Linked DNA regions of Homo sapiens: region 2 is linked to region 1. A link is an interaction called in ENCODE POLR2A ChIA-PET data of the cell type or tissue named here. Cell type or tissue: HepG2. All regions are shown on one strand. Links, peaks and the distances in the headings refer to the core of each region. The heading gives the core; the rest is flanking DNA. Region 1 overlaps LRIG2 (leucine rich repeats and immunoglobulin like domains 2). Region 2 overlaps MAGI3 (membrane associated guanylate kinase, WW and PDZ domain containing 3).

Evidence for each region. ChIA-PET counts read pairs that join two places held together with the same protein. Peaks named below come from ENCODE experiments on the same cell type or tissue, not always from the same donor. Only the 100,000 strongest peaks of a DNase experiment are listed, where the experiment ranks them.
Region 2: POLR2A ChIA-PET joins it to region 1 with 5 read pairs; 3 of 35 experiments call an interaction of 5 or more read pairs at or near these places.

Annotation. Positions count from the first base shown.
Region 1 is chr1:113,078,192-113,084,533 of GRCh38, forward strand. The region is part of intron 1 of LRIG2 (leucine rich repeats and immunoglobulin like domains 2); the gene reads left to right. Among named protein-coding and RNA genes, the nearest start is that of LRIG2, 8.2 kb to the left of the region's middle. In HepG2, for the core only: no CTCF peak of the experiment used is centred there; no DNase peak of the experiment used is centred there.
Region 2 is chr1:113,400,698-113,406,990 of GRCh38, forward strand. All of the region lies in intron 1 of MAGI3 (membrane associated guanylate kinase, WW and PDZ domain containing 3), which reads left to right. Among named protein-coding and RNA genes, the nearest start is that of MAGI3, 13 kb to the left of the region's middle. In HepG2, for the core only: no CTCF peak of the experiment used is centred there; a DNase peak (open chromatin) is centred at 5,094.

The DNA.
Region 1 (6,342 bases), core at 1,855-4,354:
ACATATGTGTGCATGTGTCTTTATGTTTTCACTATTAACATGTGGATTTAGTCTTTTTTTTTTTTCAGATGGAGTCTTGCTGTGTTGCCCAGGCTGGAGTGTAGTGGTGGGATCTTGGTTCACTGCAACCCCCGCCTCCTGGGTTTGAGCGATTCTCCTGCCTTAGTCTCCCAAGTAGCTGGGATTACCGGTGCCCACCACCACGCCAGGCTAATTTTTGTATTTTTAGTAGAGACGGGGTTTCACCATGTTGGCCAGGCTGGTCTTGAACTCCTGACCTCAGGTGATCCACCCACCTCGGCCTCCCATGGATTTAGTCTTGATCCCTTAAAAGAGTATGAGCTCACTAGCAGTGACTTGTGTGATGTCAAGCAAAAACTTCATAGCTTTACCTGTATTTCATATTTCCTTCCTAAAGGGGCAGATCATTTGCAGTTCCTTTCTACATTTTTTTTTTTTTTTTGAGACGGAATAGTTTCATTCTTGTTGCTTAGGCTGGAGTGCAATGGTCCAGTCTCAGCTCACTGCAACCTCCACTTCCCAGGTTCAAACGCTTCTCCTGCCTCAGCCTCCCGAGTAGCTGGGATTACAGGCATGCACCACCACGCCCAGCTAATTTTGTATTTTTAGTAGAGATGGGGTTTCTTCATGTTGGTCAGGCTGGTCTCAAACTCCCAACCTCAGGTGATCTGCCCACCTCGGCCTCCCAAAGTGTTGGGATTACAGTTGTGAGCCACCACAACCGGCCAGAGGAGGCAATATTTTTTGAGATAACTTTGTAACTTGCGGTTGGATAATCTAGCTGAAATGTGAAAGTAATCTACTTTAATAGCTTTAAACCACAAGTTGGTAAATTGAAAATGAGCCCTGTGACCTGGTGCGGTGGCTCACGCCTGTAATCCCAGCACTTTCGGAAGCTGAGGCCGGCTGATCACTGGAGCCTAGGAGTTCAAGATTAGGCTGGGCAACGTGGCAAAACCCACTGTCTGTCAAAAAAAGTGCAACAGTTAGCCAGGTATGCTGGTACACACCTCTAGTCCCAGTTACTTGGGGGGCTGAGGTAGGAGGATTGCTTGAGCCTGGGAGGCAGAGGTTGTAATGAGCCGAAATCATGCCGCTGTACTCCAGCCTGGGAGACAGAGCAAGATCCTATTTAAAAAAAAAAAAAAAAAGAAGAGAAAGAAAATGAGCCCCTTTAAAAAAGGTACAGATGGCCGGGCACAGTGCTCACACCTGTAATCCCAGCACTTTGGGAGGCAGAGGCGGGTACATCACGAGGTCAGGAGTTTGAGATCAGCCTGGCTAAGATGGTGAAACCCCATCTCTACTAAAAATACAAAAATTAGCCAGCCGTGGTGGCGGGCGCCTGTAATCCCAGTTACTCTGGAGGCTGAGGCAGGAGAATCGCTTGAGCCCGGGAGGCAGAGGTTGTAGTGAGCTGAGACCACTGCACTCTAGCAACAGAGCAAGACTCCATCTCAAAAAAAAAAAAGAAAAAAAGAAAAGAAAAAAGAAAGGTTATACCTTTGGAGGGAAATCAGGAGAAATCTTTTTTTTTTTTTTTTTTTGAGGCGGAGTCTTGCTCTGTTGCCCAGGCTAGAGTGGAGTGGCACAATCTCGGCTCACTGCCACCCGAGTTCAAGCGATTCTGCTTCAGCCTCCCAAGTAGCTGGGATTACAGGCGCCCACCACCATGCCTAGCTAATTTTTGTATTTTTAGTCAAGACGGGGCTTCACCATGTTGGCCAGACTGATCTCAAACTCCTTACCTCGTGATCCGCCTGCCTCAGTCTCCCAAAGTGCTGGGAGCCACTGCGCCTGGCCCGAATTTTTTTTTTTTTTTTTTTTGAGACGGAATCTTGCTCTGTCGCCAGGCTGGAGTGCAGTGGCACAATCTCGGCTCACTGCAACCTCCGCCTCCCAGGTTCAAGCGATTCTCCTGCCTCAGCCTCCCAAGTAGCTGGGACTACAGGCACGTACCACCTCACCCAGCTAATTTTTGTATTTTTAGTAGAGACGGGGTTTCACCATGTTGGCCAGGCTGGTCTCCAACTCCTGACCTCGTGATTGGCCCACTTTGGCCTTCCAAAGTGCTGGGATTACAGGCGTGAGCCACTGCCCCCAGCCTATCAGGAGAAATTTTAAAACAAGTTAAAGCAACCCATTCTAATTTGCTTCTGGTCTTTTTTATTTATTTATTTTTTTGGAGACGGAGTCTCGCTCTGTTGCCCAGGCTGGAGTGCAGTGGCGCAATCTCGGCTCACTGCAAGCTCCGCCTTCCAGGTTCACGCCATTCTCCTGCCTCAGCCTCTGGAGTAGCTGGGACTACAGGCACCTACCACCACGCCCGGCTAATTTTTTGTATTTTCAGTAGGACGTGGTTTCACCGTGTTAGCCAGGATGGTCTTGGTCTCCTGACCTCATGATCCACCCGTCTCGGCCTCCCAAAGTGCTGGGATTACAGGCGTGAGCCACTGTGCCCGGCCTGCTTCTGGTCTTTTAACTATCTTACTATATGGTTTCTTTTCAAGGTACCTCATTATCCATAGTAAATGTTGTGAATGAATCAGGGCATTATCTTAGCTAATTATTTCAAAATCATCTTTTTAAACAAAGAAAAATTCTAAATATGGGAACACTAAAAGTTTTTTTTTTTTTTTTTTTTTTTTGAGACGGAATTTTGCTCTTGTTGCCCAGGCTGGAGTGCAATGGCACAATGTTGGCTCACTGCAACCTGTGCTTCCTGGGTTCAAGGGATTCTCCTGCCTCAGCCTCCTGAGTAGCTGGGATTACAGGCATGCACCACACGCCTGGCTAATTTTTGTATTTTTACTAGAGACGAGGTTTCACCATGTTGGCCAGGCTGGCCTCAAACTCCTGACCTCGTGATCTGCCTACCTTGGCCTCCCAAAGTGCTGGGATTCCACGCATGAGCCACCGCGCCTGGCCCAAAAAGTTATTACTAACTCTGGTTCCCATCTGACTCTGCATCTGGGATGTTTCGTCTAATTGCCTCAAAATTCGGAAAAACGTATCCACAAGTAATCTTTCATTTTTTCCCTTATCTTTGTTTTTATAGAGCCTTGCAGCATCCATTAGATAGTTACTAAATATTAATGAGTAAGTAGTTGCATGGAGTGTCATGATGGCTGACAGCTGTAGATGGAGGTGTTTTTAGTGGTCTGAAACTGTATACTGGTCACCCATTTCTATTTTTTTTTTTTTAGTTTTTTGAGACAGAGTCCTGCTCTGTCGCCCAAGTAGCTGGGACTACAGGCACGCGCCACCATACCCAGCTAATTTTTGTATTTTTAGTAGAGACGGGGTTTCACCATATTGGCCAGGATAGTCTCGATCTCTTGACCTCGTGATTGGCTGGAATGCAGTGGGGTGATTTCAGCTCAGTGCAGCCTCTGTCTCCTGGGTTCAAGCAATTCTCCTGCCTCAGCCTCCCGAGTAGCTGGGATTACAGGCACCCGCCACGAGGCCTGACTGATTTTTGTATTTTTAGTAGAGATGGGGTTTTACCATGTTGGCCAGGCTGGTCTCAAACTCCTGACCTCAGGTGATCCGCCCACCTCAGCCTCCCTAAGTGCTGGATTACAGGCATGAGCCACTGTGCTCGGCCTCCAGCCACCCATTTCTAAAGTTGAGATACTTCAAAAGTATTATGGATGTCTCTCACATAATCTCATGTAATAGAAAGATTATCTTTTTTAGACAGTAGCAGAAACAGCAGTTTTAGTTTGCAAAAGAAACACTTTAACTGGATATTAGTGGCCAAGTAAAAAAATTAAGTAAATAAAAGACGTAGTAAATCCCTAAACCAAATTGGGCATGAGGCGTGGGAAAAGCTGCTATGTTTCCAGAATCCAATATACTTTGCCCCTGGCTTGCATGATACTGTTACAATGAACTGTTTCACTTGCAACAGTCATTTCAAAGCATATACGATGCTTTCACTGTATTAAGGATTTTAACATATTTTGTCTTCTTTATCCTGGTATATCTGGGGAAGTGGTAAACAGCAAATGTGAGCCTTTAAAATCTAGTGATATCTTCAAGACATTTTTGTTAGTTTATAAGATATCTGAACAAGAAAATCTGCAACAAGAGAGCCTAAAGAAATCTGATCTAATACAGATCTGATACAGATCACCTGGGCTTGGTTGTTACACAATTATACCCTGGTGTATTAGTCTCTTGCACTGCTATATACAATTAAATCAGACTGGGTAATTTATAAAGAAAAGAAGTTTAACTGGCTCACAGTTCTGTAGGCTGTACAGGAAGTATGGCACTGGCATCAGCTTGGCTTCTGGTGAGGCCTCAGGGAGCTTTTACTCGTGGCCAAAGGCAAAGCGGGAGCAGGCAATTCACATGGCAAAAGCAGGAGTGAGAGAGAGAGTTGTGTAGGGGAGGTGTCACGCTATTATTTATTTATTTAGAGACAGGGTCTCTCTTATTTATTTATTTATTTGAGACGAAGTCTCTCTCTGTTGCCCAGGCTGGAGTGCAGTGGTGAGATCTCAGCTCACTGCAACCTCCACCTCCCAGTTTCAAGCAATTCTCCTGCCTCAGCCTCCTGAATAGCTGGGATTACAGGTGCTTGCCACCATGCCTGACTAATGATTTTATATTTTTAGTAGAGATGGGGTTTTGCCATGTTGGCCAGACTGGTCTCAAACTCCTGACCTCAGGTGATCCACCCACCTTGGCTTCCCAAAGTGATGGGATTACAGGCATGAGCCACCACGCCCAGGCTGGAGTTCAGTGTTGCAATCATGGCTCAGTGCAGCCTCAACCTCCCTGGGCTTTGAGGATCCTCCCACCTCAGCCTTCCAAGTAGCTAGGACTACAGATGTGTGCCACCATGCCTGGCTAATTTTGTGTAGATTTTATAGAGACAGGGTCTCGCCATGTTGCCCAGGCTGGTCTTGAACTCTGAATCTCAAGCAGTCTGCCTGCTTCAGCCTTCTAATTGCTGGCATTATAGATATGAGGCACCATGCTTGGCTACTGCACACTTTTTTTTTTTTTTTTTTTGATATGGAGTCTCCCAGGTCTGGAACTCCTGAACTCTAGTAATCTGCCCACCTCAGCCTCCCAAAGAGCTGGGATTACAGGCATGAGCCACCACACCTGGCTGCTCACTTTTTTTTTTTTTTTTTTGAGACGGAGTCTTGTTCTGTTGCCCAGGCTTGAGTGTAGTGGTGCCATCTTGGCTCACTGCAACCTCTGCCTCCTGGGTTTAAGCGATTCTCCTGCCTCAGCCTCCCGAGTAGCTGGGATTACAGGCACGTGCCACCACACCCGGCTAATTTTTGTATTTTTAGTAGGGACGGGGTTTCTCCATGTTGGCCAGGCTGGTCTCGAACTCCAGACCTCAGGTGATCCACCTGCCCTGGCTATCCAAAGTGCTGGGATTACAGACGTGAGCCACTGTGCCCGGCCAGCTGCACACTTTTAAGCCACCAGATCTCATGTGAACTCAGAACATCCTCTGCCCATCAGGCTTTGGGTTATTAGATGGATTTCTGGACTGGTAACGTTCTCAGCCCCACCTGTACCTTAGACTGTTGCTTGGAGAGCTTTTACAAAATACCATTGTTGAGAACACTTGGACACAGGGTGGGGAACATCACATGCCAGGGCCTGTTGTGGGGTGGGGGGAGGGGGGAGGGATGGCATTAGGAGATATACCTAATGTAAATGATGAGTTAATGGATGCAGCACACCAATGTGGCACATCTATACATATGTAACAAACCTGCACGTTGTGCACATGTACCCTAGAACTTAAAGTATAATAATAATAATAATAATAATAATAATAATAATAATAATAATATTGGCCTTATCCCAGTGATTCTCTGATTTGTTTGGTCTGGGGTGGGACTTAACTATCAATATTAATCTTCCCTAGTGAGGCTAATGTGCAGCCGTGATGGAGAACCACTGAACCATAAGCAATTTTTGCTTATTGAATGTTAGTTGAGGAAATCTGTGCTTTACTTAATTCTTTTTTTTTTTTTTTTTTCTGAGACAGAGTCTTGTTCTGTCACCCAGGCTAGAGTGCAGTGGCGCAATCTCGGCTCACTGCAACCTCTGCCTCCCGGGTTCACGCCATTCTCCTGCCTCAGCCTCCCGAGTAGCTGGGACTACAGGCACCCGCCACCATGCCCGGCTGATTTTTTATATTTTTAGTAGAGACGGGGTTTCACCGTGTTAGCCAAGATGGTCTCGATCTCCTGACCTTGTGATCCGCCCGCCTCGGCCTCCCAAAGTACTGGGATTACAGGCATGAGCCACCGCGCCCGGCATACTTAATTCTTTAAAATT
Region 2 (6,293 bases), core at 3,771-6,270, 320 kb after region 1:
ACTTGGTAGCTTTCAGCAGAACACTTTGTCAAAATATTATTAATTTTAGCTAAGAATTCTATTCACTAATTTCAGTGTTTAAGTTAGAATGCACATGCTAGTGAAAATTTTAATTTCCTTTGAATAGAATTAGATTTGCTAACTAGAGCAATCTCACAATGTAATGCTGATGACTGAAATGACACTTCAGCCTCCCTTGGGTGACAACCCTAAGTTTAGACAACCTTACTCTAATAGGAATATTGAGGACTTATCACAACATATTAGCTGTCATTTAGAGTAATAACTTCCATGTCAGGGCATTTTATACCTGTCTTATTTGGTTTATAAGGATGTATATATTAGCATTCATGTTTTCTTATAAAGAACTTTATATATTTTTATTCTCTATGAGTCAGATATTATCATCTTCCTTTACACATGAGAAAATTGAGTTAGAGAGATTAACACGTGAAAGTTCACACAGACTCACAGGAAGAATTATGAACTGACACAGCGTTGAGTCTTTCTTTACTTTCTGGATAGAATATTAGTTCATTATATCCAAAAAACCTGTCTTCCTTTTTCTAGTAAAAGGAAAAAGCACAATTCTGAATTGTTTGCGTGGGTGTTAAATGCAGTAAAACACTGGGCAAGTACTTACAATAAAGGCTTCACTGCTTGGTTCTGTTTCAAAACAGAGTTTGTGGCCGTGCAGTTTAATCTGTACAGCTAAGCTGCATGATAAAGTAGTTATTTCCAAGAATTGCTAATCAAGCAGAAAGTTAGTATTCTTGCTACATTTGTAAGAGAATATTTTCAGCAGAATATTTTTATTGCGGAAAATATTCTCTATAATATGTAAAAGCCCAGATAAATATATTAGATACATATTTTAGGATAAATATACTTGGGAAAATTGCATATTAGAAATAATATTTTGTTCTTGTGTTTCCTTTCTACTTCCTCTGTAATTCACTCACCAGGAAGGTGTTAGCACATTTACTGAGAGCCTAGAAAATGTTCTGGTGAATGTAGAAAGGAACGTACTTTAGAATTAGGGATCTTTTATAAGTATGCAGACCCTTCTCACAAAAGTACACTTTGCTTGAATAAAATTTAGCTAAGCTAGGTAAAAGAATAACTCATTGCATTTAAGTAGACCTTTCTCCTTCTAGACTTCGAGTATTGCACACCTAAGATGGATCCTTTGAAGAGGCAGGTAAAGCAGGTTGTGGATTGTTGGAACCTCTTATTCTTTAAGTGTTTACGCTGTTATGTTTTCTCTCTGGGCTAAAGTCAGTCACTTGAGTGGAAGGAAACACAGCAATCCAATCTTAGTATATGGATAAACAATTCGAGGCTTAGCAATGGCAGAAGTCATAGCATAAGCATGGTAGAGCAGAGACTAGAACTCAGATTGTTTAGTTCCTTTCATTGTTCTAGTTTCTGGCATAAGAATTTGTGTAGAAAATTGGCGAAAAAAGGACCTGTTAAACATATTCTGTTTCTTTATGAAATCTGCATTCTCTTGGAACTAAGTGTAATGTGCTAGACTCAGTTTGTTAGGCCATCAGTGTGCATGAATGTGGTTAGAGGCAGTGGTATCCCCGAACCTGCAGCACAGGAAAGAATTTTAATCATTATATGCCATGGATTTTCAGGGCATTTTAAGCCTTTATAATGGTGTAACTTATGATTAAGATTTACACAGTCAAAATTGTTAGCTGGTATAATAGCTGAATAGTTAAGTATTTATTTTGGTTAGTTACTTTAGCTTTAGCTTTGAAAAATCATTTTTCCTATCGGAGATTCTTCACAATGCTTTCAGTAAAATGTTTCTGAATAGTTCCTGCTATATGGTAGACTGCTAACACTGTTTCTTGCTCTCTCTGTGGGGCTGATGCTACAAGTCTGATTTAGAGTCAGCTGTGCTTTTATTTTTTTCCTTGAGTGACTAGGGGATGCATTGGGGGAAGATAAATTTTAGGGCAAGAGGACACTCAGGGTTGTGGGAGATGAACTGTCAAGGATACCTTTGGCTCACTGTCCTCAAGCTTGTTCGGCTGCAGTGATGGCATAACTGAGAAGAGGGATTGTGCTCTTGCTGGGTGCGGGACAAGAAGATGTCTCAGGCCACGTAAAGCTGGCCACAGCAGAGGACAAGGTATTCCCTGTGAGGCAAAACTGAAGAAAGGGGATTGAGGTGGCAGTTCTGGGGAAACTATGTTTGTTAGGTAGACTAATGGGAATGATGGAGTCTTGCTTGGGCTCTTTGTAGGTCAGTGGAAGAACAGCATGAATGTGGACATGAAAAAATCTTTCTGCAATCCATTTACCACATACTCCTTTGCAATATCAGTCAGGGTTCAGTGCAGGAAACAGAAGGGGATATAATGCAGGGAATTAATTGCTTAGGGAATCTTTTGAAAGGGCTGGAGGGCTGGGCTCTAGACTGAGCCTCTGAGAATGATTTCCAGGACACCTTGAAACAGTCCACAGTGGGAGCTGCCACCTCTGCTTGAGTCAGGAAAGTGGCAATCAGGAGGTTGCTACTGAAACAGTGGCAAGAAAATGCTACTGTAGCTGTGATCCAGGTGATCAGGGCAGCCACTGCTGTTAACATTGTAACTGCTGGAAGTCTGGAATGTAGGATCTGGCCATTGCTGTGACAGCTTCTCCTTGATGCTCGTGAACTGGTGACTAGATGCTGTTATGATGAATCTGGTCCCTGCTGCCTTTGCCATTGTCTCTAAAATAATTAGAAAATGATTAATTATGTTTTTAATATAATTTAATTGTAATTTTATGCAACTAAATTCTTAATAGTGGCTGTGTTTGACAACTGATTTGTGAAATTCATAAAAATTTAATAATTGGCCTTGCAAGAGAGTACAGCCAACTCCATTGCATCACTGTAAAACCTCCTAGCTGACGGTTCTACTCCTTAATTGAAAATTCTCTCTTTTTTGTTTTAGTTCAAAGCTGGAGACTGGATACTGACATGTTCATGACCTTGTGTACAAGCTGAAAGCTGCTGAAAGCTACAGGCCAATGGGGCTCTGCTTTACTTCTGCCTTCCATATCTTGTGTCCTGCATCTTAATGGTGGAATCAGATTTGCATCCAGAATACTAGCTATAAAGGAGTCTGGAAAAGACAGTTTTTAGTTTTCCAACTTCTGCGTTTCAGGAAGGCATACTACAAGGAGGAAGTCGCTGAGTGATAGCTGATCCTTTCCCAGGCACTCATCTTCTTAAACATAGTATATTAATTACAATTTAGCCCATTCTTGATGGCTCATTGTCATTTCTGTGAGCTTCTCTTTTCATAATGGCCTGTAGTTGGAATAATCATAGGGCCAAGGGATTTTAACATCTGTAGTAACTTTTTGTCCTAGGTTAGCTTGTATCTCTCCCACCTCCCATAACTGCTGCTGAGACATCTATGTTTGATATCATTTGACGTCAACCTCCCCTGCAAGCCACAGGCAGGGAGAGCACCTCACCCAAAGCAACCAGTTTATTGGCTGGTCAGCAACCTGTGATTTCTGTAGCTTAAAAAGATGAGTGGGGCTTATTGTCTTTTGAACTAAGACAAAAAGGAAAGAATTTCCAATTAAGGGTGGGAGCTTCAGCTGAGAGGTTTTGAAGTGAGTTGGCTGTATTCTTTTGCAAGACCAATTGTTAAATTTTCAAGAATTTTGTGAGTTGTCAAACAGCCATTTTTAAGAATTAAGTTGCATAATAATTTAATAAAAACAAAGATAAATACTCAAAACAAATTATTTCCTAATTATTTGCCCACATTTTACAATTATCTATGCTTTTGAATTTCTTTATATCTACTATATCTGTATGGTAGAAACACTATATAGTGGTTTGCTACTGTGCATATCTTCCCAGCTCCCTTTTCACTGTTATCACAGTTGACTATGGTGGTAGTTGTTGGCATTTCCTGAACATATCACACTGATTGTGGGGGCGGGGAGGGAGAATCAAAGTTGGAGAGGTCATGAGAAACCATGTACAAACTAAAATTATGGGAGAAGAAACTATGAGTGAAACGATGAGAAAAACCTAATGCATGATGTAGAACTGAGTGGTGTTAATAGCAGAGCACTGGAGGGAAGGGCCACAAAACTCTTCACCCCAAGGTCTAGAATCATTCTAGAATCATCCTACAAGCCTAGTTTTCATGAGATTCAGCCCTATTTTATTTCTTGCTCTTGGAATTATATGAAATTACGAATTTCTGTGTGTTGCCAGCTGTAATAGAATACCCTGGAATTTTATTTACTTTTAATTTTGTTTATTTATTTATGCTTATGTGCCATCTTCTCATGAAAAAGAGGCAGTATGTTAAAAGTTTGAGTTCAGATTTTCTGATGTAGATAAATAAGCTAAAGAAGGCAGGGTGAAGTGTGATATATGAGAATTTCCAGAGCAGGGTATTCGTAACTTGTAAGTATTTAGTCCAAGTTCCCTCTCCCAACACATTTTACACTAGAATAAGATTGAAAGGCCAGATGTGGTGGCTCACGCCTGAAATCACTTTGGGAGGCCAAGGCAAGTGGATTGCTTGAGCCCAGGAGTTCAAGACCAGCCTGGGCTACATGGCGGAACCCCATCTCTACAAAAAAATACAATAAAAGGTAACTGGGCATGGTGGTGTGTGCCTGTATTCCCAGCTACTTGGGAGGCTAAAGTGGGAGGATCACTTGAACCCAGGCAGGTCGAGGCTGCAGTGAGCCATGCTTGTACCTGCATACTGCCTGGGCAACAGAGTGAAACTGTCTCAAAAAAAAAAAAAAAAAAAAAAAAAAAAGACTGAAGGCTGTCTTGAGGAATGCCACTTATAAATACATTTTTAAAAATTCAGTAATATTTTTCATGTATAAACATTGTGGAGACTATTGTAGTTGCTTGTACAATACTGGGGCATTGGTGATATCTGTCTCTTTACTATTGTAGCTCCTGCCTACGCCTTTAGTAACTGCTAAGGTGCAGACTGTAGATCTGGACTGTCTGTGTCTGTGGCTCACAACCTCAACTTCTCTGCTGCCTTTGATTTGCTCCCTCTGCAGTTTTGTTTTCTCTGTACTCCGATTGCTTCTCCCATGCTTCTCTGCTTTCCAAAGAAAAAACTGACCTTGTATAGATCCTGTCAGCTGATTGCAGTGCTCTTAACTTCTCCATTGTGAGTTGTTCAGTCTGAGGAGTTAGGTATAAACCCAGAGTGGTATTCTCTTTTCTGTTGTGTTTGGTTTTGCTTACATATTCAGGAGCTGCTCTTTACCCCCAGAACATCCGTATATATGTTTTTTTCTGTTTCTAGATTTAAAAATATTCCAGAAGCCTGGCCTCAAGATAGATAATATTTTACTTTTAATTTGGTGCCCTTGTTTTAGAGATTTGAACTGGATTGCATTTAGTAAACCAAACCCCATCTTTAAAAAAATCATCTTAAAAAAAAATAGTGGGCCGGACATGATGGCTCACATCTGTAAATCCCAGCACTTTGGGAGACTGAGGTGGGAGGACTGCTTGAGCCCAGGAGTTTGAGACCAGCCTGGGCAACACAGTGAGACCTTTTGTCTACAGAAAAAAAAAAAAAAAAAAAATTAGCCGGGTGTGGTGGCACGTGCCTGTAGTTCCAGCTACTCAGGAGGCTAAGATAAGAGGATCACATGAGCCCAGGAGTTGGAGGCTGCAGTAAATTATGATCGTGCTACTGTACTCCAGCCTGGATGACAGAGCAAGACCCTATCTCTAAGAAAAAAAAAAAAGGAAAAAAAAACTGGTTCAAATTGGATTTTTCTATTCTTTCATAAGATGATAAATGAAAAAAAAAAGAAAATAGATTTTTGAAAAGCAAATAATCTCTTGGAATTTCTTATTAAAGTATAAAAAATTATCTAATTGAGGCATGTTAATCCAATATTAAAGTATTAAAGGCTGAGTGTGGTGGCACAGGCTTATAGTCCCAGCTACTCATGAGATTTGAGACCAGGTGAACTGCCTGAGTTCAAGACCAGCCTGAGCAACATAGTGAGACCCTGTCTCTAAAAACAGGTAAATAAAAAAAAAAATTTCCTCTGATTACAGGAGATAGGTAGAAAAAATGTGTTACAGTGCAGATGAGAATTTCCTTAGCACTTTTAATGTGAAGTTTATTTAGATTGGGTGGCCAGGGAAAGCATCCCTGAGGAGGGGACATGTCCATTGTGAGTTGAATGACTGGGAGGCAGGCATCTGCCCTCTGAAAATTTTTTACTCAGAGAGAATTGTAAAACACAAATATGAGAACCTGGTT